Linked DNA regions of Mus musculus: region 2 is linked to region 1. The links are chromatin loops, found by intact Hi-C in ENCODE. Cell type or tissue: left cerebral cortex. All regions are shown on one strand.

Region 1 (8,000 bases):
GGGGGGGTCGGGCTTGCTCTTTGCTCTACCCAGGCCTACCTATCCCAGTTCTCCTACCCTTTCCCTGTTGCCACTCCCTTTATCCCTGGTCCAGGGCCTGGAGTACCTGGAACTTGGTCCAGCAGCTGGGGCTGCAGAACTGGTAGACTGTGCGATCAACTTTGTTGTAGTAACAAGGGTCAGAGAGGCTGCGGCGGCAGAAGCTGCAGGGTCGGGGAGGGCCTGGGGCATAGAAAGAAAGAGAGAAAGAGAGAGAAAAGAGGAAGAGAGAGCACATAGAAGGTGTAAGGTAGGGCAGAGATGGAATAGAAAGTCCATGGGAAGATGTGGCTGGGGCCGAGGTTGGGCAGCAGAAATTACTCTACAAGAGGGAAATATGGGAAGCAGAAGGAAGGCCAGCAGGGATCTCAGAGAAGAGGGCTTTGCACCTACCAGTGAGCCCTGCCTGCTTCACTTTGTAAGAAGTGGTACAGCACAGGGAACAGAACAAGCTGGTCTTGCCATTACGATCCACATGTGATAGCATCTCAAAGTTCTTACACAGGGTCTTGCACCAGACACATGGGTACACACGTGTGTTTTTCTGTGAGGATGGGGAAGGAGAGGCTGAGGCTGGGTTTGTCCCTTCACTTTTATTTTTAAAATTTTTTAAACATGAAATAGTTCAGGCATACAAAAAAGTATAATGATGATATAACAAAGACCTGTGTGTCCACCAGCCAGCTTCAAAAATAAAACATAACAGATACAATTGAAACCCCCTTTATTTGTTTTATTTTTCCCAGCCCTCGACCCTTCAGGCACCTTTATTTATCACCCAAGAACCACACCCCCTTCCATAGCCCTCTAATGCACTACTCCCTCGGCCCCACCTTCTTGTATGCCCCCAAGCACGTTGTGTTGCAAAACCGCTTTTGTTGACCATCATGAAACAGGAGCTCTGGGCCAAGGCCCCCAGGCCTGGCATAGATGTAAGCCCCACACTGGTCACAACAGTTGGTTTTCAGTCCCTTGTTGGCTCGGAATTTGGAGAAGCAAGAATCGCTGCAGAGTCGGTGTACCACGCTGCCATTGCTGACCTCATGAAGAACCTGCCACACATATATATACACACCCTGAGCTGAGGCCAGGCCACCACCGCCCACCCCAATCAATGCAAGGACCGGACTCCCACCTCACCCTAGACCTTTACAGCAGACAATGGGCCTAGGACCCCCCAACCTGTGCTTCAGGCTGTAGACTTGATGACGAGATCCTGGGAGGTAAGGAGGTTAGCTGCATACATCTGGGAGAAGCTCTAGCCTTGAATTTACTCCCTCACATTAGCTACCTTTTCCTCCCAAATCCCTTTCTCCCAGGGTTCAGCCCCTGCAGCTCAAGAACTAGAGGGGCGGGTGGGTCAGAGCCAGCAGGCTCCTAAGTTAGCCTGTGGTGAGTACCCTCACCTCTCCAGTCTTCTGGCATATGCTGCAGCGAGTGGCATCGGCAGGATCCCCAGACTGGGGGATTGGACGCTGCTGCTGGGCCTCATAGAGAGAGAGACAGACAGATGTGCAGAACTCATGGAAGGAGCCTCCTGGACCAGTCTGTACCACAACTGAGTCCTTGGTGTTCCAGATCTCCCTGGAGGTGGGAATAGGTTTCAGTAATCCAGGATCACCCTCTTATTCCAGCAGTAACCCCTGCACTCCCTAGGATGCCTACTGATGACCACAGACTCAAATACTCTAACCACTTCCTTAAAATTAACCCTATCATCTCCATCCTGCTTGGTTTTGCCAACATAATCTCTCTCACCCATAACTCCCTCCCCTAGTCCCTGCCCCCGCCCACCCTAAGATCTGAACGCACTTCTTGCAGAAGGTACAGGTCTTTCTGCCCAAGGGCTTCTTGGAGTAAGTAGTGAGACAAGATGAAGAACAGAAGAGCTGAGGCAACCCCTTGCGCTGATAGGCCGTCTGCCCCTTCTGCAGTGGTGTCCGGCAATGTGCACAAGACATCTTGGTGCCCATTGAAGAGCGCCCAGCCCTTTGTGCCATACTTGAGCGCAGGGACATGCGAGGAGAGCGCCGGGGCCGGAATGGCACAAAGTCCTCATCATTGGGGTCATCTACCATGGCATCAGAATCCTCATCTGACACTGGAACTGTGGGAGTAGGCGGGGCAGTGAGAAAAGACCACCAGAGCAGATCTCCAGCCATTTGATGGTCAGATCCATAGTAAGTTCAAATACTGATCCTGGGATCTCTGGTACTCCCCTCTTGTTCTGGCCCTTAGACTTCCTCTCCCATTACACTGGATCTTAAGCTACTCATGGTTTTTCTACAATATTCAGGAGAGGAAGGGAGGTTCTAAGAGAGAAGACTGGGGACAGGGACAGTATAGTTGAAACTTACTATTCTTACTGTTCTTCTTTTCAATTTTCCCCCACTACCATTTGGTTCCCATGCCAACCCACAGCAGAGACAGGCACTTCTCTTTCTGCAGAGAGGAACTACAGGGGCCAGAAGACCCATGCCCTGTCCTAATCCCACCTTCAAGCTCTTCTGTGCACCTGGAATTCCCAGGTCCCGCTTCCTCCAATCCTACTTACTGCTCTCAGTGGAGTCCACAACCTCAGGCTTTGGAGGTTCTGCTCTTCTAACGCGCTCGCTTCTCTTCTGTACCTTGGAAAGAGGGGCGGGGGGTTGGGGGGGAAAGCTGACACTAGTGGCAGGCTAACTGGAGTTCGAGGTTTGGGGTGGGGACAGGAGATGGAAGGTGAGGTGAGAGACTTGGGACCCTTGGCCCAGCCCTAAAGAGAAGGTGAAAATGGGGAGCTGGACTTCATTCTAAGAATCAGTAAACACGGGAGTTCCTCCCTTCTCTGACTCTGACAGCACCCCCCCAACATCTGGGAGGAAAATGAGGGTTCTCTCCTTCTTAGAGCTATAGGGGGAACTAGACTCTTTCCAATCCCCTCCCCCCTCACCCTCTCAGGCGGCTTCTCAATCTCCTTCCCAGTCAGGCCATCTCCTGCAAAGGAAGCAAGAAGGTAGCCTAAGTCTTGAGCCTGTCCAGGGCCGTCCAGGGCCGGCCCCCACCTCCATTCCTGGGGAACAATTTACTCCAAACTGAATGGGAAAACTTGAGTGCCTGTGGCTTCTAACCCTTTCAGGGTTACCTCAGACTTGGTACTATGGTGAAAATGGGGAGGGTATGTGTGCAGCTATTCTCCATGAGATAAAACGTATTCTCTTACCCCTCCAATCATTTCTGTCCCACTGTGCATGAAGAATTTATATTTTACCAACAAAAACAAATGTAACCACTTAAAAGGAGCAAGAAGGGGAAAGCCCATCAATGTATGGGTAGGTCCCTCTGGACTTTGGTGAGATATAAGATATATCAGTTTACCTATCTGAAGACCCTTATCACAGGCTAGAGGAGATATAGCACTAGGTAGATTCAGGGAGAAACTAGAGCTTCAAGTCTAGATCGCCCCTCCCCTATCAGAGATGCAATCCTAGATCCTGCCTCTCTACCATTACCCTGAAATCGGTATGCTGTTAGGGGGCTTCAGAGAGGAGTTACCATCCATCAATCCCAGAAACTCCACTCCTATTTAGAATCAAACAGCTGGAAAAATCATAGAGCCTAGAAGCCTGCTATTTTCCTTCAAACCCTGAAGGAAGGACCCTGGTACTGGAAACCCATTGGGGCTATGAGAAAGGGAACCTCTGCCATCCAATCCATTCCCTCACACTACCCCATTTATCCTGCGCAGCCCCTCCATGCCTCCCACCCCTGTTTTCCACAATCTTCACCACACCCCACTCCTCCTTCAGCACACAGAGCCCTGCTCTAATCTTCCCAGCCTCCTGTCCCCTCCTCCTCCACTTCTCAAAGCACAGAGCCAGCCCTCCTGACCACCACCCTTTCTTTCCCCAGGCCCCTCCAAACGGTTAGGTGACCTACCTGGCAACGAAGGATGTGCAGTAGGGGTACATACCCCAGGTTTGCTCTGAGAACTGTTGATGCCATCCCCCAGAGTCTCTCCCACTGAAGGGCTAGGGGGTGCATTGGGGCTCTGTGGCTGCCCTTGGGTATGCTCCTCCTCCTGCCCAGGGGAGCCCCTTCTCCTTGTAGCTAAGGGGGGTATCTCCTCTTCAATATGAGGAGACTCCAGGATTATTGGAGAATCTGGAGCCAAAGGTTCTAGTAGCCCCTCAGGTGAAGGGGGACTAGCCCCAGCCCCTGGATCAGGTGGCATCACCTCAGGGGTTTGACACCCTGGTCCAGGCTCTAGGGTCTGCTCCCCCGAATCCCATGCAAGGGTTCCCTCAGGACCATGGTCCACCTCTGGGGGAGAAGGGGCTTTATAGAGTAGCCCCCCCAGCCCCAGTAGCTCAGTGGCTCCATCCAGAACTCCTCCAGGGTCCTTCTCCAGGCCAGAAGGGGTATCAAGCAGGTCCAGGGCTCCAGAGGATGGAGACGGACCTGGGGGAGCCCATCCTCGACTTGGGGCAGTCTGAGATTCCAGCAGATCCTCTCCAAATTCCATGTCTACTGGAAGGTCTCCAGCCAGGGGCTTCTCTGGCAGGGTCAATGGGTCAAATGGACTGGGGAAATCACTGGGGTCCATGGCTGGGTATGGGCTGCAGATCGGAAGAGGGGGCAGTAGAGGTGGTCTTAGCCTGAATTTCTTATGTCGGCTGTGGGACACACCCCGTCCGTCATCCACTTGGATTTCTCATTAGCAGCCGCCCCCCACAGCCGATAGGCATTTCCACAGGCTTCAGGCTCAATGTCCACTCCCCCCCCAATACAGCGCCCTCTGTGGGGAGTGGCGTTCCCTGCCCTGGCCCCGTGCCCACACTCGCCAGGCAGTTGGTCTCTAACCCGCCCGACACCCCCCACGGAGACTCGTAGCTCCTTCCTCCCTACCTCTCACACACCCCCCACCTCAGACTCAACGCCCCCTCACATTTTCCCGTGCCTGCCGCAGCCAGAAACCTTTCCCGCTCCGGCGACCTCAGCCCCTGGTCCCTTCTCACTCCCCCCCAAAAGCCCCCCAGGTCTCCAGTCTCTCCCCATCCTCTCCAGCCCCAGCGCCCCTCCCCGCGGAGCCCGTCCTCTCTCAGCCCTTCCCCGCCCCCACAAACTGCTCTTCCTAACCGTCTCCCCCCCACTCGGTTACCTTTCAGGGTGGACCACTTCCTCAGCCCCGTCCCCCCTTTCCTACTGCACCCCTAGTCCTTCCCTTCTCCTGTTGCCCACCCCCCACCTCAGGCATTTACAGGAAGACATTTTGGAGCTACGATTCCTGCTCAAACCCCCCTCCCGGCTACTGCGAGATCCCGCCTGCAGGTTCGGTTCGGCTTGAACAGACCCGACCCCTACCTGAGGCAGGGTTAGAGTAACCGCTACAAGCCTAGAACTGCAGACAGCAACGGCCCCGCGCTCCTTCTCCACCTCCCTCCCTAGCAGCCGGGACAGGGGTCGCGGCCCCTTTAAATGGCAGCGCCGCTTGCAGCGCTGAGCGCTCTGCACCAGGCAGGCGGGCGGTGCCAGCGACCAATCCCATTGGCTGGCTGGAGGAGGGGGCTCGCGAGACAGCGCCGGCCCCCGGCGCGAGACTCCCAGCCCAGTGGCCGCCTGGAAATTGCGGAGTGGAGTGCCGTCACTGGGGATGGAGCGTGAGCCCCCGCCCGGGGCCCCGTTAGTTGAGGAAAAGATAGCCTCTGGAGCTTTGGAGCCCGCCCCCGGGGAAGGCGGCGCCCCCTCTCCACCGAAGGGCCTAGTACACTAAATACACAAAAAAAGGAAGAAAAACCCCACATCTACGCACCTGCTTTCCTTACCTGGCTCAAGAGCCTGGCCCCGTCACACCCGTGCCCGCCCTATCTCCAGAGCCCACTCTACCCGTGATCCCCTCCTCTCATTCAAATGGTTCCCGGTCCCCTCCCCCTCCCCGTGGCTCTCCGCTTCCCACTCGTGTTCCCCCCAGCGTCCCCCCTCAGCACTCCCTACCTACGCCATGCAGCAGACGCCTGCCAAGATTACCCTCCCCCATCCCCACCTCTCCGGGGCCCGGCCCCCCGGGCGACTGTTGGGGTAGTGACAGCGGAGAATGGGGGAGGCAAAGACCCAACCCTCAAGTGCCCCTCCTCCCCTTGTCTGCAACCTCAGCCCCCACTTCCAACCTGTCTAAGAGTCGTAGTTATGGGGTGTCTTAAGCTTACCCTTGCCAGTTAAATGGTTCTGGCTTAGTGACAACGCCTATGCAGTAACGGTTACTGCCTGGTGACCCCCCCCCCCAAAGCAGGTTCTGCAAGGCTACACCCCCGTCTCCCTCCATGGCCTTCGGTTAAGTTCTGGGATCATTGCACTGAATCCTCCTGTAGGAGCTTGAATTTTCTCTTGAATAGTTTTGGTCATCAGAAGCCCCCCACCCACCCATCCACTTGCACACACACACACAGACACACACAAACACTGTCCTTCCCTTTTCCCTCTTTTTCTGTTCTTGTAGGTCTCTCCCTCACAGTCTCTTTGCGTCTCTGCCTCCTGAGAGCACTCAAACACAGCCTCCAGGGATCGTACTAGATGGTGGGCGTGGCTGTGATTAAGGCTTGAGAAGTAGGGTAGGGGTAGGGGTCACTAATACTAGGTCTACTGCCTTAAAAGAATAGGTGGCAGTGTTCATTCTCAGGCCTCATGACAGAACACTTCACAATCCCTCTCTCCACATTCCCAGGATAGTTCTAAGGGCTGCACAGCACTTACCGGACTTAGATACTAGAAACTCAGGCAAGAAGCGTCCAGTGTTGTCCATTGCTCCTCTAATGTGCTTCTGACCTTTCCTCCTTCCCATAGAAAGCCTGCCCACCCTTGTCCTTGGGAATTTTACCCATATTTTAACAGAAGCCTTGTTTTCCCTTCCGCCTACCCCCCCTCAGCCTTGAGGTTGTCTTTGCTCTCTCCTACATCAGAGATAAATGTAATTTTTTTCCGGTGTAGATTGCCTAAACCCGGCTTTCTGTGTCTTAATCAGTATGCTCTGTAGCCATCTCCCACTTTCTGCCTCTTTCTGTTTCTACTGTTTCTTTGTATTTTCTGTTTCTTCCTGGCCCCCTGGCTGTTCTGGGGGTAGAATGTCTAATTTGGTGGCAGATCACGAATTTTCAAGTGGAGTGAAGAGCATCTAAGAGGGAGGGGTGACTTCTGCTCTGGCACGGTGGTCTGGTATTCCAGCACTTAGAAGGCTGTATCAGGATTATGACCATGAGAAAAGCCTGGGCTACATAGTGAAACACCTGTCTCAAAACCAAAAACTGGGTGTGGTGGTGTGCAGGGAACCTGAGGCGAGAGGATTCCCTGTGGTGTGAAGACAGCCTGGACTACATAGCAAGACCCTGTTTCAAAAGAACAAATGCAAACTAAAACAAAACTTCAGTCACACTAAACAACAACTAGGGGCAGTGAGACGTGCAGCAGGGAAAGGCCTTTGCTGCCAAGTCTAAGGACCCAGATAATAGGAGAGAACCTAGGCCTGCAAGTTGTCCTCTGACCAGCACACCTGTGATGTAGCATGCATGCATACACAGGCACACGAAATAATAAGTATGTTTTTTAAACTAATAACAAGGAGCACAGGATTTTACAATAGTACTATCACTCTGCATGATATTATAATGGTAGACACATTATTCAAATACAATGTAAACTACTAAGAGTAAGTGCTAATATAAACTACGGACTTTGGTTAGTAATGATACATCCCTGCCCATTCATGGATTGAAACAAATGTACCTATCTTGTCCTGGATGTTGATAATAGGCAAGGCCATGAGTGTGTGGGGACATGGATATACAGGAAAGCTCTGTCTACATAATTTTACTATGAAACTAAAACTCTATCCGCACCCACACACACCCCAAATCTTTGATTAGTTGGTTTTGGGTGAGATTTTGTTCTTTGTTTGTTTGGTTGGTGTTTTATTTCCTGTTTTGGGTATG
Region 2 (8,000 bases), 56 kb after region 1:
TCTACTACGTATGTGGAGGAGGCACCTAGTTCTAGCCCATGTATGTTCTTTGGTTGGTGGTTCAGTCTCTGAGAGCACCTAAGGGTCCAGGGTAGTTGACTCTGTTGGTCTTCCTGTAGAATATCTATCCCCTTTAGGGCCCTCAATCCTTCTTCCATAACAGTACCCAAGCTCCACCCAATGTTTGGCTGTGGGTGGAGCCTGTTTCAGTCAGCTGCTTGGTGGAGCCTCTCAGAGGACAGTCATGCTAGGCTCCTGCCTACAAGCATAAGAGTATCATTAATAGTGTTAGGGATTGGTGCTTGCCCATGGGATGGGTCTCAAATTGGGCTGTTATTGGTTGGCCATTCCCTCAGTCTCCGCTCCATCTTTGTCCCTATATTTCTTTTTTTTGGGGGGGGGGTTGATTTTTCAAGACATGGTTTCTCTGCCCGGCAACTCCCTACATTTTTTGTAGACAGGACAAATTTTGGATCAAAAGTTTTGTGGGTGGGTTGGTGTCCTTATCTCTCCATGGGGTTACAGGAGATCTCTGGTTATCTCTGCCTGGTTACAGGAGGTGGCATCTTCAGGTTCTATATTGAGATGAAGAAACATAACCAAGATAGCATATATAATATAGACTACCTTCTTACCACCACCTAGCAAGTACTCTTTCTTCTTATGCCTGCGATTTCATTCATTCATACATTCTTTCATTTGAGACAGGAGTTCTTTGTGTTAACAGCCCTGGCTGTCCTGGAACTTGATTTGTAGGCCATGCTAGCCTTGAACTCACAGAGATCAACCTGTCTTTGCCTCCTAGTGCTAGGATTAAAGGCCTGAGTCACCACACCTAGCCTTTGTTTAATTTTTTTAAGACTTTAAATTTTACTTTCAATATTTATTTAATTTTATGTCTATTAATGTTTTGGCTACATGTATGTCTGTGACCCACATGTGTATCTGATATCAGAGGCTAGAAGAGTGTATTACACACCCCCTGGAACTGGAATTACAGCCAGTTAAGCTATCATGTGGGCGTTGGGAATCAAACCTGGCTTCTTCGCCAGAGCAGCCAGCGCTCTGAATTGCTGAGCCATCTATCTAGCCCCTTATGCCTTGAATTAAAACTGAGGTCTTGCATGTGCTAAGCAAGTACTCTCCGAGACACTGAGCTCACCTTGAGCCCTGAAAGTTAAGACCTTAAAAAGCACAGGAAAACAAGGCCAGTGTGTGGTACTTGCCTTTGGTTTCAGGATTCAGGAAGCTGAAACAGGTGGAACTCTGGGAGCTTTTGATCAGCATATGCTAGCTTTGTGAGTTTAAGGACAGCCTGGTCTATGTAGTGAGGTCTGGGACTGCCAGAGCTACATAATAAAGAGACCCTGTCTCAAAAAAGCAAGAACAAACAAAACAGAAAAACAATAAATGGGAACTAATATTATTTGAATATTGTCATGAGAATGTTATTTTAGAAATGGGCTTGAGAAAATTGGCATATAGGAACAGAAAGGCAAGGAGGTACTTACTGGTAAGGAATACTGGCGTTTGTAAAAAAACATCAGCACTCAAAATAGGCATTTTTCTAGAGGATTACCTGCATCATTTTGGTACTTTAAAATATTCAACTCTATTTACTTATTTAGACTTGCAATGTGTAGGAGTGTTTTGCTCCCATGCATGTCTGTGCACCAAGTGCATGCCTGGTGCCCTTGAGGCCAGAAGAACACCAGAATCCTCTGGAAATGAGTCATAGACAGGACAGTTGTGAGTCACCACTGTAATAACATGCACAGACCCACAGAGACACAGACACAAATACACTTTAGTCAAAGTTAATAAATTAAATTAAAAGATAAGGTCTCACGTAGCAGAGTCTGGCCTTGGTCAGATCCTCCTGTCTCTCTGCTCTGTGTGCTGAGAATGTTCCGCGGTGTATAGTATGAAATACTTTCATATAAGACTCCTTCGTTTCTTTTTTTTTAAAGATTGATTTATTTATTAAATGTGAGTACACCTGTAGCTCCCTTCAGACACACCAGAAGAGGGCGTCAGATCTCATTACGGATAGTTGTGAGCCACCATGTGGTTGCTGGGATTTGACTCAGGACCTTCGGAATAGGAGTCAGTGCTCTTAACTGTGAGCCATCTCTCCAGTCTGACTTCTTCGTTTCTAAAATGGAACAAGTTTGTCAAATTGAAATAAAAGTTACTTTCTTCCAGTTTATTCTTCATAGAAAGTCACATTTAACAGTTTAGTTGACACACAACCTATCCCTTTCCTTTTCCTTTTTGGGGTAGAGGTAGAAGGATGTGAAAGAGTGGCTGTGTAGCCCAGAATGGCCTTGAACTTGTAAACTTGTTCTTCCTGGCTCTTTCTGATTATAGGCGTGTGTCACCATAGCCCCTGATTCATCTGATTTCCAAGCATTTCAAATATACACTGGAATATTTAGAGCAGCAGTTATCAGCCTGTGGGTCACGACAGCTTTAGCAAACCTTTTTCAAAAATAATATTTAAATTACAATTCATAACCATAACAAAATGAATTATGAAGTAGTAATGAGTACTTCTATGGTTGAGGGTCAGCACAACATGAAGAACTGTATTAAGAAGTGGCAGCATCAGGACAGTTAAGAACTGCTGATGTGCTGGGCAGTGGTGGCGCACACCTTTAATCCCAGCACTTGGGAGGCAGAGGCAGGTGGATTTCTGAGTTCGAGGCCAGCCTGGTCTACAAAGTGAGTTCCAGGACAGCCAGGGCTATACAGAGAAACCCTGTCTAATGTAGAGGCATAGAAAGAACTGCTGATGTAGAGGCATAGAAAAAGTCTGAGCAAATACAATACCTAATATGCAAAAGTTTGTTTCTTTTCCTTTCCAGATAATTTGGAATAAAAAATATATTTTGGCACTGGGGATTGAACCCAGAGCTTTAAACATGCTAACTATGTGCTCTACCCCTGAGCTGCATCCCCAGCCTAGAGTCATTTTATAATAGTGTTCTGTAAGTTCTGTAGCCATTAACTATATTACATTCTATTCCATTATATGTGCACCTGGGGATCAAACCAGCACTCCATCATTGCCTACACCCCAGCTCCACATAGTTCTTGAAGGTATTTCCTTGTCAATCAATATGTAAAGATCTCTTACACTCATTCGTGTATTGCATAATAATTATTGTATAGATATTTTATAGATCGATTGCTCCCCTATTGATAAACACTTAGGTTGTTTCTTTTTTAATAAAATAAATAAATAAATTTGTGTTCAGCCAGGCATAGTAAATGCTTTAATCTTAGCACTTAGGGGACAAAAGCTAGTGGATCTCTCTGAGTTCGAGGCCAGCCTGGTCTACAGAGTGAGTTCCAGGACAGCCAGAGCTACACAGAAAAACCTTGTCTTGAAAAATAGAAAGAAAGAAAGAAAGAAAGAAAGAAAGAAAGAAAGAAAAAGAAATCCAAACTAACTGCAACAAAACAAAACAAAGAGACAGAGAAAAAATAAAAAATAAGCACGGGAAACGAATGCACAGGAATGTACACAGTAACTTCCCAAATACAAAACCAGAAGCCATAATAGATAAGCAGAAGACAAAGATGGTGAAACTTGCCCAAAGCATTGTGAGAAGGTATCTTCCAAAATACCATTGGGTTCATACTGTTGGGCCTGGGGCCTGCTCTTAAGTGTGGACTGTATACGTAGTGAGACTCTGTTGGAGAAGCTAATTTTTCATTTGGAGCAGTACCATCCACAGGCAGGTGGGTCTGAGCTATATAAAATATTAGCTGAACATGAGCAAGCCAGTTAGGAACGTTTATCAGTGGTCTCAGTTTTTGCCTTCAGTTCCTGCCCTTAGCTTTCCTCAGTAATGGACTGTAACTTGTGAGCTGAAATAACTGCATTCCTCCCTGGCGGAGTTTGGTTATGACATTTATCACAGCAACAGAACACACAAACAGAACACTAGGCAAGGTTGTGTATGCGGCAAGGCTAGCAAATATTTGTACCATGGACAATCTGAAAGGTAGAAATTAGAAACCTGGATCTTAAAACGTTTTTAAATTATAGCTAGACGTTCATTTATATAAGTCAGTTAAAAGTCGGATATTATGGCCTGGAGTGAGCGGGGGCCCAGAGTAAGTGGGGGGCCAGAGCAAGAGGGAGAAGGGAAGGGGGAGGAAGTCAGGTATTATTATTATTATTATTATTTTTTTTTTTTTGGTTTTTCGAGACAGGGTTTCTCTGTATAGCCCTGGCTGTCCTGGAACTCACTTTGTAGACCAGGCTGGCCTCGAACTCAGAAATCCGCCTGCCTCTGCCTCCCCAGTGCTGGGATTAAAGGTGTGCGCCACCACGCCTGGCTTGGAAGTCAGGTATTATAAAAGGACATAATAGAATAAAAGTTAAATATGAAAACTGGAGAGGTAGCTTGGTGGTTAAAACCCATTTACTGCTCTTCCAGAGCAATGCAGTTACTCCCGTCATCCACGTTGTATAGTTCACAAACACCTGCAACTTCTGCTCCAGAGGACTCAGTACTGAACACTGACAGAAGCATGCACCACACACAACACATACACAGAGTTTTGTTGTTGGGTTTTTTTAAAAAAAGATTTATTTAATATGTTGTTACCTTCAAATACACCAGAAGATGGCATCAGATCCTATTACAGATGGTTGTGAGACACCATATGGTCACTGGGAATTGAACCCTGAACCTCTGGAAGAGCAGTCCAGTACTCTTAACCACTGAGCCATCTTTCCAGCCCCTCCCTTTTAAAAGTCATATATTAATTACCTCAGTCCCCCAATTCTCTTTCTAGAGACAACCACTATTGCTAGTGGTCTTTGTTGTTGTTTTGAAAAGGGATCTCACTGTTTAGGCTCTGATGGCTTGAAACTCACTATGTAGTTCAGGGTGGCCTCAAGCTGGAGGTGAACTTCTTCTCTAATGCTGAGATTATGGCTTGTGCCACCATGCCTGCTGGCATGTGTGCTTGTATCAATATGTCTTTCTGCTTTTTCCAGAAAAGTTATATGTTATTAATCCATTCTTTTACTAAAATCTCTAAAACTGTTTCACACCAATATACACATAGTACCTTATTCTTCTATATGGCTATATCATAATTTAACGTGTCTCCAACATTTCATTTCCTTGCAGTTTCCTGCCATGCAAATCCCCTTGAACACACTTAATGTACACAGTATAATGCAGGATAGATCCCTAGAGGAACTGCTGGATATCACATAGTAGCTGCTCTCATTCCTTGGCCAGTTCATCTCACATCTTCTTCATTCTTCAATATATATATATATATATATATAACATTGGAGGTAGAGAGCAAAAGTGATTTCATCAGCTTCTAGAGTGCTGTACCATGGGTGAAACCCAATCATGCCTCTAAGCCTCATAGATTGGTTCAGGCAACTCAGGCTGAGCCCATGGCACCATTTTCCTGTTCACAGGGATTGTTTAGGAATGCACCAAGACCCAATAAAATGACTGAGGGGATTTGCTGAAGGATTTGTGGGTAGAAGTTGTCCCCCCCCCCCGGGTGAGGTACAAGAAGCCAGCCTTTTCTTTTAGACAGTGTGGTGGCTGCCTTCAAATACTTCATTCCTTTTGCTACCAAGGAATGAATCCATTTTAAAATGAAGCACATACTTTAGAAGGCTGATAGAAGGAAATTGGGTCTTTGATATTGCTATCTGTGGAATCAAAGCAACACAATACCTGCTCTTCTGAAGTCTGTAATTGAATGAACCAAGAAATTCTCTTATCACTGAAGCCTATTGGAATTGGGTTTTTCATTACTTACTAATTTTAAAAGGATATGTACTTCTGTATGTTTTGTTTGTTTTGTTTTGAAACAGGGTTTCTCTGTGTAGCCTTGGCTGTCTTGGAACTCTCTAAGTAGGCCAGGCTGGCCTGCAGAGTGCTGAGACTAAAAGAATGGGCCACCATGTCTGGCAAAAGGATATGTACTTTTAAAATATTTTGACAATTGCCTTTCCAAAACTTATACCAACAGCTGAACAACAAAACAGAAGGGAAGTCTGTTTCTCTATATTCTTGCCAAATAATATATTACCATATTTTCTAATATTGCTATTAAAAATATTTATTCTTTGATAATTCATACAATGTATTTGGATCTTATTTACCTCCTCCCCCAAACCCCTCCCAGATCACCCTCACCTCTCCACCCACCTCTTCAGCTTGTGTTGCCCGAATACTCTTGGTTGCTGGCCTGCCCTGGAGTATGGTAGACCTTTCTCCCTTGTCCAGCAGCTATCAAATCCAATAACTCCTCAGTAGAGAATGGGACTTAATGCCCACCCGCAGTAGTAAACCCTACCCACTTTCTGGGACTTTGTCTGGTTTGAGCCTTTGAGAGTCTTGTGCTTTTTGTCATAATCACTGTGAGTTCATATGCATATGCTTCCCTGTGCTGATCCCTGTATTAGTCAGAGTTCTCTATACTCTATATACTTATGGGTAGTCTCTATATAGTATGGGAATTTGTTGATGACTTACAGTCTGCAGTCCAACTCCCCAACAATGGTCAGCAGCAGCTGTAAATGGAAGTCCATGGATCTAGCAGTTGCTCAGTCCCACACGGCAAGCAAGTGAAGAAGAGAGAGTGAACCTTCCTTCTTCCAATGGCCTTATGTAGGTCTCCAGCAGAAGGTGTGGCCCAGATTAAAGGTGTGTGCTACCACACCTGGATCTGGGACTTGCTTTGTCCCAGATGACCTTGAACTCAGAGATCGCCATGTCTTAATCTTCTGGGATTCATAGCCACTGTGCCTCAAGATCTCCATGCCAAGATCCAGGTCAGAAACTTGTATCTCCCAGCCTCCAGATCAGGATCACAGGTGAACCTTCCAATTCTGGATTGTAGTTCACTGGAGTTATAGACAAGTTGACAACGAGGAATAGCCACTATAATCGCCCACTTCTGGCTCTTACAGTCTTTTCTGGCTTCTCTTCCTCAATGATCCCCGAGCCTTGGAGGGAGGGGTGTGTTTGAGATGTTCCTGATACTACCATTTTTATAATAAAATTAGTGTTTTGTTTTGTGTTTAATTTATAATCTTTAGATGACTAGTAAAATCAGGTCTGTTTGTTTGTATTCACTGCCCCATCCTTCATGGCTCCCAGGATTGGCCTAACAGGGCTGTAAGAGAATAAGGGATGCATGGCAAAGCTGGGATCTAGTGGATGAGGCTCTAAAGGAGAAGCTGCAGCATCCCGGAAGCGCAGTGTATTTCATATATGCACTTTTGTCTTTATAGTTAGGCTTTTACTGCTGTGAACAGACACCATGACCTAGGCAATTCTTATAAGAACATTTAATTAGGGCTGAGTTACAGGTTCAGAGGTTCAATCCATTAACATCAAGGCAGGAGCATGGCAGCATCCAGACAGGCATGGTGCAGGAGGACCTGAGAGCCCTACATCTTCATCTGAAGGCTGCTAGCAGAATACTGGCTTCCAGGCAGCTAGGATGAGGGTCTTAAAGCCCACACCCACAGTGTCTCACCTACTCCAACAAGGCCACACCTTCTTATAGTCCCTGGACTGAGCATATACAAACCATAACACAGTTGAACAGGGAAGCAGACTATTGCATGCAGCTGACCAAGGAGACAGGTTTAGCTAATATTGGGTTAGGAGCACTTTCTGTAGGGGAGCAGCCTTCAGGCCATACATATCCAGGAGGAGAGCGCTTCAGCAGGCTTTTCTGCACACAGTATCAACATTTGCGCTCAAGCCGGGCGTGATAGCGCAAGCCTTTGATCCCAGCACTCTGGAGGCAGAGGCAGGCAGATTTCTGAGTTCAAGGCCAGCCTGGTCTACAAAGTGAGATCCAGGACAGCCAGAGCTATACAAAAAAGAAAAAAAATTGAGCTCAAGCAAGAGGTAAACTTTGTCATCCTGCTGAGTCTCACCCAGGAGGAAGGCGTGGCCATTTGTTGGAGACTAGAGTCCTTGACATGGCCA

Evidence for each region. A loop is a pair of places that touch in the nucleus more often than their neighbours do. Peaks named below come from ENCODE experiments on the same cell type or tissue, not always from the same donor. Only the 100,000 strongest peaks of a DNase experiment are listed, where the experiment ranks them.
Region 2: it touches region 1 in a loop (2.9-fold over the local background); 5 of 42 quality-filtered maps call a loop at or near these places.

Annotation. Positions count from the first base shown.
Region 1 is chrX:101,414,316-101,422,315 of GRCm38, forward strand. Zmym3 (zinc finger, MYM-type 3) reads right to left here and starts at 5,907. Exons shown (of 25, transcript NM_019831.3): 1 at 5,831-5,907; 2 at 3,958-4,637; 3 at 2,972-3,015; 4 at 2,594-2,666; 5 at 1,852-2,146; 6 at 1,446-1,623; 7 at 873-1,091; 8 at 433-583; 9 at 107-222. The coding sequence starts at 4,624. In left cerebral cortex, a CTCF peak has its summit at 4,806; DNase peaks (open chromatin) are centred at 4,819, 5,596, 6,007 and 6,669; H3K4me3 peaks cover 2,754 bases; H3K27ac peaks cover 1,652 bases.
Region 2 is chrX:101,470,649-101,478,648 of GRCm38, forward strand. No RefSeq gene overlaps it. Among named protein-coding and RNA genes, the nearest start is that of Itgb1bp2, 26 kb to the left of the region's middle. In left cerebral cortex, no CTCF peak of the experiment used is centred here; no DNase peak of the experiment used is centred here.